Linked DNA regions of Homo sapiens: region 2 is linked to region 1. Evidence: chromatin contacts called from ENCODE Hi-C or POLR2A ChIA-PET data. All regions are on one chromosome and are shown on one strand. Each heading gives the region's core, a stretch centred on a gene start or an enhancer-like site at or near the end of the contact. The rest is flanking DNA. Distances are from core to core; before and after follow the strand shown. Region 1 holds the start of LPGAT1-AS1 (LPGAT1 antisense RNA 1). Region 2 overlaps NSL1 (NSL1 component of MIS12 kinetochore complex).

Region 1 (6,454 bases), core at 3,925-6,424:
TAACTTGTTGGGGGCCGGGTGCGGTGGCTCACGCCTGTAATCCCAGCACTTTGGGAGGCTGAGGTGGGTGGATCACGAGGTCAGGAGATCAAGACCATCCTGGCTAACAGGGTGAAACCCCGTCTCTACTAAAAATACAAAAAAATTAGCCAGGCATAGTGGCGGACGCCTGTAGTCCCAGCTACTCAGGAGGCTGAGGCAGGAGAATGGCGTGAACCCAGGAGGCAGAGCTTGCAGTGAGCCAAGATTGCGCCACTGCACTCCAGCCTGGGTGAAAGAGCAAGACTCTGCCTCAAAAAAAAAAAAAAAAAAAAAAAAAAAAAAAAATATATATATATATATATATATATATATATATTTGTGGGGAAATTCAGAAACTTAGGTACTTAGGAGATAAAAGTTTCCAGAAGTTAGGGGCTTGCTGTCAATGATAGGACTTGAAGTTACAACATGAAAGAAAGCTTGAGATGTGAGATTCAGTGGTCTCCTGGAGATGCAGGTGAGGACAGAGGAACAGGGTAGAAATCAGGGCAAATAGCTTAATCTCCCCATTTGTACAACGTGGGTAACAATACGGTCCTTTTAAAGTCATTGTGGGTTAGGTGCGGTGGCTCATGCCTGTAATCCCAGAACTTTGGGAGGCTGAGGCAGGTGGATCTCCTGAGTTCAGGTGTTCAAGTCCAGCCTGGGCAACATGGCAAAACCCTGTCTCTACAAAAAATACAAAAAAATTAGCTGGCCGTGGTGGCATGCATCTGTAGTCCCAGCTACTTGGGAGGCTGAAGTGGGAGGATTGCTTGAGACTGGGAGGTGGAGGTTGCAGTGAGCCGGAGATCAGGCCACGGCACTCCAGTATGGGAGACAGAGCGAGATCCTGTCTCAAAAAAAAAAAAAAAGTCATCGTGAAGATTAAATGAATTAATGTATGTAAAGCACCAAGAACATGGCCTGGATTGTTGAAAGTGATCAATAAGTGCCAGTGATTATTATTATTTTAACGTAATATTTTGAATCTTATGTTATGAAAATGCAAGTTTAAATCTGAACTATGTCTTTTTTTTTGAATTTGCTTTTTTTTGGCATTTTAAAATTCTATTCTAAATGTTAGGATTCTTTTTTTTTTTTTAATACTTTAAGTTTTAGGGTACATGTGCACAACGTGCAGGTTTGTTACATATGTATACATATGCCATGTTGCTGTGCTGCACCCATTAACTCATCATTTAGCATTAGGTATATCTCCTAATGCTATCCCTCCCCGCTCCCCCCACCCCACAACAGTCCCCAGTGTGTGATGTTCCCCTTCTTGTGTCCATGTGTTCTCATTGTTCAATTCCCACCTATGAGTGAGTGAACTATGTCTTATTCATAGGTGTACTATGTGATTTTATAGGTTCTGTGAGTAGAAGAACTTGCCAAAATATCCTTCTCCAAAACATCTTACAAATATACTCATCCATTACAATACCTGATAATCTGCCAGCAGAAATACATTAAGGCTTTGGGGGTTTTAGTTTCTGTATAAAATACTAATGCTTTAGGAAGAGAGTTCTCTCTTCCATTTTTTAGCCATAAGCCCCTTGTCATGGATTAGCTGACCACACCAGGAAGGGGAGATAAGGATTGAGCCAAGGAAACATAACATTGGACAGGTGAGAAAGAAGGTTCTAGCTTAGAGTATTATCTGTTTGGGGAGCAGGGGGAGGCCTCATGTGGAGTCTTCAGGGCCCTTTGGAAACTAGGGATAATTTTAGCCTTAAGAAGGGAAAAGAGAAGCTAGCCGAACAGGAGAGGAGCATGGAGGAGACACAATTGTTTACTTTATAGTATTGTTTAGGGTCAATCATGTTAATAAAAAGAATTGCTGAAATGGCTGAGAGTTGCAGTCAAGTCTGGAGGATTTTTTTTTTCTTTGAGACAGAGTCTTGCTCTGTCGCCCAGGCTAAAGTACAGTGGCATGATCTAGGCTTACTGCAACCTCTGTCTCCCAGGTTCAAGCAATTCTCGTGCCTCAACCTCCCGAGTAGCTGGGATTACAGGCGGGTGCCATAACGCTCGGCTAATTTTTGTATTTTTAGTAGAGGCAGGTTTTCGTCATGTTGGCCAGGCTGGTCTCAAACTCCTGACCTCAAGTGATCTGCCTGACTCAGCCTCCCAACGTGTTGGGATTACAGGTGTGAGCCACCACACTCAGCCAAGTGTGGATGATTTGGCTCACCCTATCTGAAAAATTTTAAGGTTATAAGCCCTGGAGCATTTTATATAAAATAATTATTGACATGAATATAGAAGAGAACATCCATATATATTTCCATTTTTTGTTTGAAGTTAAAGCTGACAACAGTCAGAATGCATGACTCTTTTGGGCTGCTGATTTCAAGCCTGCAACTGTTTCCTAGCAATGTAGGGGGCCTGTGCCAAGTCATTGAAGGTTATTGCTGGTAGGGTTTCTCCCTAGACAGGAAATAGTTCACTGGAGCTTTAGTGCAGAAACCAACACAGGTAGGTAAAATGTTTTTATAATTGCCACTAGGAAAAAGAGAGGGCCCAGGGGGTACTCTTCTGCCCAAGGGAACCTCTCCCTGGTTATAACCTAATTTGTTGTGTGTATGTGGACTAGATGGGTGGAATTCAACCTTCTAAGGTATTGTGGTTATATTGCTTTCAAATGACTGGCGATTCCAAGAAATGTAAGAAATCCTCTTTCTTTTTCAAAGGACCATTCTCTTGTGGTTCAAATGTGGGCTTTTGAAACAGAAACAATAATGTCTGTGGCTATAGGGTGGGGTCTGTTCATTTCCCTCTTTTCTCTATTGGAGTGTACATGAAGGTGTTGAAATTGTTGGCTTCATGTTTGTGTTTTGATAAAGATGGCTCTAAGGTAGCAGGATAGGGGACTAGAAGCTAACTAGTCATTGAAGAAGATCCTTGTTTTCCACAGAACAGTCTACCCTGGAGAACTGGCTGTTCCAATCTTCCTGTTACAGTCATTCAGAGCATTCATACATCTCTCTGTCCATGGTGCAATAAAATAGGCTATGGAACAATCTCAGGAGGCTTCCTAAGTGGTTGAAAGGAGGCAGGGCAAAAAAATTGTAGTATAGGCAAGAGGAAGGTAAAACTAACTAAAACGAACTTCGAAATGCAAGAAATAAACACAAGCATCATCTGAAATTGTTCCCTTAAGAAGTCAGCCCTAACAGTTTCTTATCTATTATAGCAGCTGAATTATCTTGAAACTGATATTGTGGTCAGAAAGTTAAGAAGATAACCCCTCTCCTACACTCTTGGCACAAAACCAGGGCATATCTATACCTGGAACATAATGTGTTGTACTGTTGGTTGAGTTTCAAGAAAAGTCCAATGAGGTTGGAAGCAGTTAATATGAGGATATCTGAAAAGATCAAGGAGATTAGGTATTCCCTACTCCTTCCATAAGGAGGTACTGAAATGGCAGAATTCTGCAATGAGAGATGGTGATCAGCAAGCCGAGGGGACAGGCCTCAGAAGAAACCAGACCTCCCCACACTTTGATCTCTGATCTTGGCCTTCAGAACTTCGAGAAAATAAGTTTCTGTTGTTTAAGCCACCCAGTTTGCAGTATTTTGTTATGGCAGCTCTAGCTGACTAACACACATGAGAACACATATGATCAAATGATTTAAAATTATGAAGGGTCTAGAAGAGAATGTGATCATCTCAGAATACCTCTAAGTCAGGGTTTCTTAAAGCAAGGTCTGCATACTACTTGCATCAGAATCACCTATGACGCTTTTTAAAAAGCAGGTTCTCAGGTCCACTGGACCTAGATTATTAAAATGTTCTGGTATGATGCTGAAGAATCTGTCTCTTTGGTAGACACTTCAAGTGTTGTTTTTGTACACTAAAGAGCCAGAGGTCCTGCCCAACCTCTGGCTCTTTTCTGAGCCTGAAAATGAATTCTGGGCCTGGTACTAATTGCATTTCATCAAGTGCTGCTGTGTCTGGTCCTCTGGCAGATGGTCCCTGATCCAGGAATCACGTGTAAATCCCATTGTAGGTTATCTCTCTCCAGGTGTCAGCCAACGTTTACGCAGCATGTGGGAAAGCTGAATTGCATGGACCAGATGGAATCCTTAGAGTTTATTCTTGATTGTGGAAATAAATATGTACCTCACCTATCTTACTGAAGAATATAATGACATATTTTGAATAATAAAGTATATATATTATCTCTCTCATGAGATTTATTTAAAGATCTTACTACCTTGTCAATAAAGAGAGAATGCAAGGAATAGAATGGGGCATATCTTTCCTTCACCTGTGGACCTAAGAGGAACTGAAATTAGAGAAAGTTGAGAGTCCAGAGCAAACGCTGTGATGAACATTTTCAAAATAGGCAGAATAGGTGGCATTCTGATTCAAATATGGCAGTTCCCTAGGGAGTGTGAAATCTGCCCTGCCCCATCCCCTCCATTTACAAATGTGCTTAAGGGACATAAGGTTTTATAAACAGGATTTTTAAAAACTAAAATTTAGGCAGATCATTTAAGAATGCTCAAGGGGGTAGGTCAATGGACTATTTCTCTATTTTCCTTCAGGTGGTCCAGCCTTTGAACCAGAATGCAGCTATAGTATCCCAAGTGACGGGGTCTGTCTAGGAGTTCCCATGGCCACTGTTTTTTGTCTTTTCGGTTTTTCTTTTTATGGCGGGCGGGGGAGGGCGGGCGGGTGAGTACTTACTTAATGCCAGGCACTTGGTTGTTTTTTCCTTCTTGACTAACCAGATTTCAGTTTCTCTGTGTAGACCATTCATTCCCACTGAGTTTCTTGGTGGGGTGGTGGGGGCGGGGGCGATGAATGGGAAAGTGGAATTGCCATTAATGTTCCAGCTGCTTTCCTGAAACAAGACTTTTGACCGTAAAAAGAATGAATTTGAAACTCTAGACAATAATACACTGCAGAGGTTAAGAAGAAAAGCCATGAGTGCAACCGGGTTTCATTAAGAATGAAAAGTGGACATTTAGCCGTCAAGGAGACAGGTTCCTAGTTTGGGCAGAGAAGAGAGCCCTAACAATGAAAGGCGGCCGTGTTGGCTGAAAGGGGGCTCTCAACTGAAACCAAGGCACTCCTGGGGTGTGAGGATGGGTGTTCATTCCTAGATCTTTCCGAGCGGCCCTTTCCCTCAGTATGTTCTGGACTCACTGAGGTCCTGGCCGAGCGTCCAGGTAGCCCCGAGGGCCCCGACTCGCTGGCGCAGGGGTAGGGGGAGCGGGCCAGGCGGGGCAAGCGGGCCAGGCAGCGGCGGCGGCGCTTTCATTAGAGGGCGCTGTGGGAGCGGCTCCGCCGCAGTCCCGACTCCCGCCGCTTCCTCCCGCCGCCCCTCCCCGCCAGTCCGGGCGAACGCGGCCGGGCCCTTGGGGACCGAGTCTCGGCGCCGCCGGGGAACGGGCGCGGGCCGCGCCACAGCCGGAGCGGGGCAGGGCCCCGCCACCGCCTTCTTCCGCCGGCCCCGCCGCCGGCCATGCATTCTTCCGGCTCCTCTGACTCCCAAAGCCCCGGCTGGGGCCCGGCCAGCCCGAGGTAACCTCCGGCTCCGCGGTCGCAGGCCCCAGAGCGGCAGCGGAGCCGGGCCAGGGGAGGCGCTGGGGGCGGGGAAGGGGGTGTCGTCGTCGCGTGGCCCGGGGAGGCGGCAGCGGCCTGAGGGACGAGGGCGCGGTAGGCCCCGGGGAGGAGGCGGGGGCGCGGGGCATCCGCCCGCCTCCCCGGGACCCGCCCGGGTGACAGGTCCGGCCTCTGAGTCCCCGCCGTCCCTCTGTCCGCAGGCAGCCGCGAGGGGAGTAGGGCGCCAGCGCGCCCGCTCGCGCAGCGCCTCGGGCCGCTTGGGCCGCCACCGCGTCCATGACCGCGACCCCTCGGCGGGGGACACCCGCCCCCGCTCTCCGCAGCCGCCCGCCGTCCGCGCCCGCCGAGGTGAGCCCGGCGCGCGGGCCGCGCCCGCCGCCACGACCCTTCCACATCCGCGGAAACCGCTGCAGGCTCCACCGGCTCCCCGCGCTGCGGTCGCCTCTTCTCTGCCCCTTTCATCATCCCCTGCTTCCTTGCCCTCTGGTCGGAAATCTCATTCTCTTCATCCCCAGTTCCTTGGCTTTTACCTCTTTCTGGCTTTTGCTCCCTTCCCCCTACTCCTGTCCTTCCTCTTTTTCGCATTATAACCCCCTACTTTCTTCCTCTCACCTTGTAAGCTTTTTTTCTAGGCCCCCCATTTTTTTTCTTAAAAAAAAAAGGGAAACAAAAACCCTATTGCTACAAATGAGAATTTTGAGGGTAACTCTTCGCTAGAGCCAGAGACCTTTTAAAGGAATGCATCGGTGTGCAGGAATCGTGGTGGTGAGGAGACTGAGGTCCTCAGTATCTGGGAAATCTTATTGAGGGGACCCTGTTTCGGTCATGTCACTTGTGTCTTCAGTTTGGA
Region 2 (5,877 bases), core at 3,005-5,504, 920 kb before region 1:
GAAATGTTTTATTTTGTATATGCTTTAGGATATGTCATTTTAATTTTCTATATTCACTGATGCTTTTGGACATAGGAAGGGAGTTTTATGCACTACTGAAATCAACTTGACTAGGAAGTCTTAGGATACTTTTAAAAATGCAAATCAGTTTTCAGTCCTCTGCTTAAAATCCTAAACTCTAGACTTTTAGCATTCCCTTAGGTGATCTGGCCCCTACCTACCTCTCCAGATTTATTTCAGGCACTTTCCTGTTTGCTGCCAGTCTTTCAGTTCTTTGAAAGTGCCTCACTGTCACACATGCATGCCCCCTTGCCCAAGTTTGACATCTTCCCAGTTCTCTTTTCTCATTTAAATGTTACCTCCTCAGAGAGATCTTACCTAACCACCCTCATTAAAATACTCTCCCCAGTTGTTTATCATGACACCTGTTTATTTCCTTAATAGTACTTGTTACAGCTTATAAGTATTTGTGTTTATTTTCTTGTTTATGCTCTCTCACAAAACTGAAAGCTCCATGAGTTTTTTAATATTATATTTACATTATATATAGCCAGCATATAGCAGCATGCCCAATAAATACATCATGAGTGACTGTTACTCATTGGTCCATTCAGTTGTATATATTGAATGGCTACAGTATGACAGAACTGTTCTCAATGTGGCAGATGTAATATTAGTGAGCAGCACAAAGTTCTTACTCTATAGAGTTTATATTTTAGTGGGAGAAGAAAAGTAATAAATATAAAAATAAATAAGTGACATCAGTGCTTTAGGGTGGTGTGTTTAGGTGATGGGGAAACACTTTTCTGAGGTAGTAACAGGAAGGAATTTATCTGGTGATGATCAAGAAAAAGAGCTGTCAAGCAGAGGGAAGAGCTAGAATAAAGTTCTTAAATCAAGAATGAGCTTGAGTATTCATGGAACAAAAGACCAGAGAGGCTGTAGTGAAGTGAGTAATAGAGGGAAGAAGCATTGCAAGACAATGTCAAAAACTTGGCTGAGGCCAGATAATAACGAGCGAGGGTCAGGAGTTTGAAAGTGTGCCTTAAGAGAGGTGCAACATGGTACTGAAGGAGGTGGTGAGGTGTAGGTGGGAAGGTGTGCTGCAGAGGATTTCATCTACTGAGCAAATGGGTTCAACACATCTCTATAAATTGTAGCAAAGGGTTATCTTTCAGAAAATCACAAATCACTGCTGTGTTTTTGGTTTCATTTTCACCAGGGATGCTGCTTTCTAATTCTTGGTTCTAATGGCTTAATTACCTCTTTAGAAACCAGTAGAAGCCACACATCTGATGCTGTGCGTGATTGCTTGTTTATATTCATAAAATACATTGGAAATAGAAAGGAAGTACTCACTTAGTGCTTTTTTTTTTTTTTGCTGAATTTCTGAATTTGGGCAGGCTTTTGGAAGTTCATGTTTCCTAGTTTAGTCAGTACAGTGACCTGAAAGCAAAACTAGGTTGATTACTCAATCTTTCATTTCCACTTTTTCATTTCCCTGTGTTTTAGAAAGCAAGTGACTAGGGAAGGCAGTGTTCTCAAGGATGCCTAACTTCCACATTTTTAAGAGCAAACTCTTTTTAAAAATATCCTTATAGCAATCTACTGATGAGCTGTCCACCAATAAGATGTGGTCTCATTTGACATTTACAACCTTTTATAATCCTGTTGTAATGAATAATTGCTTCCATATTGCCTTTTTTTAAAAGTTCTTTGAAATTAACTGAAGATCCCTTTTTTCCCTGTCCTTCGCTAAACATGTAGCGATGGCAAGGAGCTATTTTAAGTTTCTGTATGGTAAACTTAATGATACTTCCAGTTCTTTTGCTGACCCTACAGGCAGAGGACTCAGAGGCAGTTCCGCTTCTTTCCTAATAATGCTGTCTTGCTTAAGCCACTGTCACAATATTTACAGGTAGCCACTCACAAATAGTTACACTTTAAAAATTCATGTAAGTCTGAGTTTTGGAATTTGAAATACACTTCCCACTGGGAAAAAAATGTATAAATAAATAAATAAATATGTTTCTAGGCAACCCTTTACAGGCTTATTAAACCTTAATCTATAATGTAGCTGAAATACTATACATTTATGATGAAAAAATTAGGAAAATCATATTTCAGATGCATATTAGTTCCACTATATGACATTTAAGTAGGATTTTATATGGAATAGTTTGGCTCCTTTAACACCATTGTTGGTGGTGAGAAGGGTAAGTAGTGGTGTCACGAGGTTCTAGAGAGAAGACATTGAGAATGGTCCTCGAGAAAGCCCATCCCATCTCCTGTGTGGCATGGACCAGCCATCTGCATGTGAGACAGTCTTAAGTCACATACTTGTATATCAGGAGTATTGTATGATCTTACTAGTTGCAAAATGTGAAAAAATTCATTTAGAATAATCTTGAGTGAGGGAGTGAAAAGTATATATATTTTGAAATTTCCTAAGCAGATATTGTTGGAAAAATGCCTTTTTCATGCATTTACAGATAATATATTCATATATTTAGTGACCATTTTTAGTTGTGTTTTCCTTCTTTTGTCTTTAAAAAAAATGGTTTTATTAATTATTGGTGCTACTTAGTTTTAAATGTAAAGGACTTAATTCATTTAAAAAGAAAAAAAGGTACCATAAAGTTAATAGTTTAAACATTTAATTCTATAATTGTTCTAGAGTTTTAATGTTTTAGTTCTTTACCAGGCACAATTATTTCAAGAGATTTTCATTATGTTGAAGCTAACTTTTTACCATTAGTTAACTTATATTCTTATGAGGACAGTATAATTCCTGACAAAGCAGTATTTTGGAAAGTTATAGAATGTAGAAGAGTGTGTGCTTTGGATTCTAGGAGGGAGATGTGAGTTCTTATTCAAGTCTAGATACATTTCTCAGCTTCTGTTTCTTTACCTACAAAAGGAGGCTGATGAAACCCACTTGCCTCCCAGGGTTGCTAAAATTGCATAAGATTGATTGAGAATGTATGTCAGCCCATACTACTATAGGAATGGGCTGTCCATGGAACAGGTAGGGAAAGTTTTCATGCCATTGTGTTTTTCTTCCTTGTACCCTTCTTCCTTTTATAACTAAGTTTCTCAAATGAATAATCTATACTCAGTAGCTTCACTTTTAATCTTTCATTCTTGTAAAAAAAATCAATAGTATTTCATATTTGTATTTTTATGACTATGTAAGTGTTCTTCAATCTGAGTCAGGTAATTATTATTTTGTTCCTGAGTCAGATAATTATTACTACGAGTATATTCTTTCTTGAATAGCTTTCTACCCCTTTTGGAACAATAATTGCTTTATTATTATTTTTTTTCGTTTGAGGCAGTCTTGCTCTGTGACTCTGGCTGGAGTGCAGTGGCGCTATCTCGGCTCACTGCAACCTCTGCCTCTCAGGTTCAAGCCATCCTCCCACCTCAGCCTCCCTAGTAGCTGGGATTACAGGCGCCCGCCACCATGCCCGGCTAATTTTTTGTATTTTTAGTAGAGACAGGGTTTCACCATGTTAGCCAGGCTAGTCTCGAACTCCTGACCTCAGGTGATTTACCTGCCTCTGCCTCCCAAAGTGCTGGGATTACAGGTGTGGCTCACCATACCTGGCCTATTTTTCTGTTTGCTTTGTTTTCTGTTGTGTCTAACAGAACTGTAAAATTCATCTCAATATGGCAAACACTTAAGGTTATCTCTCAGATCCATTTTTAAACTTTATCTTTTCCTCGGAGATACTTCTCTGGGAACCTTCTGTCCTCCTATTCCAGTCTGGACTGGCTGCTGTCTAGGCCTGGTGCAAAATTTTCATCCTGCCTGTTCCTTTCATCATCGTCCTGGGAATTTCCCTTCCTTCTCTCATGTTTTAAATCGTGTTTCCTGGTTCCTGTTTTCTACTCTTTCTTGATTTATTCTCTTGTCTTTGATGTATCACATCCTCTACCACCCACCTCCTCCCAGCTCACCTAGCCCCAAATCCTCTATTAAGGCAACTTTCTTACATCACCTGTGAAGATTTCCCTCTCCCTTCGGTTCCCTTGTTAGATTGATCTCACCCTCCTTTGTGCCTCCATGGCACCCTCTATCATAGCCTTGGTCCATCATGACTACTGAACACCTACTGTACACGTTAGGCACTCTGTTCAACATTAGGGATTCTGAGATTAAAAGAATGTGTTTCCTGTTCCCAAGGGAGTTCTGGAAGCTAAATGAGAATGCCAGGGTTCTCACTGGGGTTAGTACTGCCCTCTAGTGGACCCTTTGAAAAAGTGAAAGAAAGTTTTTGGTTGCCATATTAATGGGAAAGTGTAGCTGGCACTTTGTAGTCAGGGGCCAGGCATACTAGATGTCTCATATGTCCAGCACAACTTTAGGATATCTCACTAGACATTCATTTGTTAAAATATGTTTATAATTATTCAGCCTAGGACCTAATTCCATTTTACACACAAACCCAAACTACTCTTAGCACTTTTTACATTGTCATTGCTTGTGCAACCGATAGAAAACAGCTGTTGTTCAGCAATGTGAGTTTAGAGACAAATTTCTTTTTAAGGTAGCATGAGATATTTTAAGAATTCTTTATATTGGTCATTGATGGCGCTTAGTCTCTAAGAATCCTAGTGAGAGGCTTCACAAATCAGTGAATATGGTTATCAGTGCTGTTAATTAAAAAATAAAGTGTAGGCTGGGCATAGTGGCTCACACCTGTAATCCCATCACTTTGGGAGGCTAAGGCAGGAAGACTGCTTGAGTCCAGGAGTTTGAGGCTGCAGTGAGCTATGATCGTGCCACTGCACTCCGGCCTGGGTGACAGAGTGAGATGCTTGAGCCCAGGAGTTTGAGGCTGCACTGAGCAGTGATCACATCACTGTACTCCAGCCTGGGTGACAGATCGAGACCCTGTCTCAAAAAAAAAAAAAAAAAAAAAAACACAATAAAACGCAAAATCCCTTAAGTGATGGATTATTTTGTAAAGTTTGTAATGTAAACAATATAATAACAATGAAGAAGAATATGATTTTACCTTACCCTATTCATAAAAGATAACTTTTCATATTAAATGTTAATAAATATTTTGTTCATTATTGTATGTGTGTGTGCACATATATTGCAGTATAACATATAATGCACAGCTTTATGAATTTATTTACATGCATACACCTACACACATGTAACTGCCACCATGATCTAGAAATAGAATATCTGCATAGTTGGAAAATATAGGATAAACTTATTTTTAAACAGTATATTGATTATATTTTTTTAATACTGTGCCTATTATGTTTTCATGTATACAATAAATACAATTCAGAGTGTCCAAAAAACCTGGAAGCATAAAGAAAACAGTGCGTTTATTGTATTTTTAAAAATATTCACAATTGGGGCCACTGCTTTAAATTTAGAAGTGTTTTACTTGGAAAAATATATTGAGGTTGAAGAAAAAGATATTGAACATATTATTTGAAAATGTAACTAGCACATATTTATCCTGTTCCCCAGCCTTATGGATACCCTGTATAACATTTCCAGTACCCCAAAATGTTTCCCATACCCCTTTTTAGTCATTATACCATTTCTATCAGGTATAACCACTATTCTGACTTACATCATCATAGATTTTTGTCTTTTCTTGAACTTCATGTAAATGGAATCATATAGTATGCATTCTTGTGTTACCTTCTTTAAATTGGTGTTATTCCTATGAGATTCATCCACGTTTTGAATGTAGCAGAAGTTCTTTGTTATTGTTGTGTAGTATTCCATTGTGTGTCTACAGACAATTTATCTCTTCTGTTGTTACTTGATTTGTTTCCAGATTTTGGCTATATGAATAAAGCTACTATGAACATTCTTATACCACATTTATACTCATCTCT

What was found. A loop is a pair of places that touch in the nucleus more often than their neighbours do. ChIA-PET counts read pairs that join two places held with the same protein, here RNA polymerase II (POLR2A). Pooled maps may share reads with other maps.
Region 2: a pooled map shows a loop between it and region 1 (2.7-fold over the local background). The contact joins the enhancer-like site here to the promoter of LPGAT1-AS1 in region 1. A Hi-C loop is called at or near these places in 1 of 168 maps with a recorded cell type or tissue (Right ventricle myocardium inferior) and 4 of 50 pooled maps. POLR2A ChIA-PET finds 5 or more read pairs at or near these places in 2 of 52 experiments (activated B cell and activated CD8-positive, alpha-beta memory T cell).

Annotation. Positions count from the first base shown.
Region 1 is chr1:211,829,681-211,836,134 of GRCh38, reverse strand. It overlaps LPGAT1-AS1 (LPGAT1 antisense RNA 1), which reads right to left and starts at 5,174. Exons shown (of 6, transcript NR_135820.1): 1 at 5,095-5,174; 2 at 4,723-4,879. It overlaps LPGAT1 (lysophosphatidylglycerol acyltransferase 1), which reads left to right and starts at 5,372. Exons shown (of 8, transcript NM_014873.3): 1 at 5,372-5,562. RefSeq lists a silencer at 5,188-5,947.
Region 2 is chr1:212,748,393-212,754,269 of GRCh38, reverse strand. All of the region lies in intron 4 of NSL1 (NSL1 component of MIS12 kinetochore complex), which reads left to right. Among named protein-coding and RNA genes, the nearest start is that of NSL1, 40 kb to the left of the region's middle. Within about 2 kb of position 4,254, at least 6 of the 41 ENCODE cell types and tissues checked have a DNase peak (open chromatin) inside an H3K27ac peak, as active enhancers do.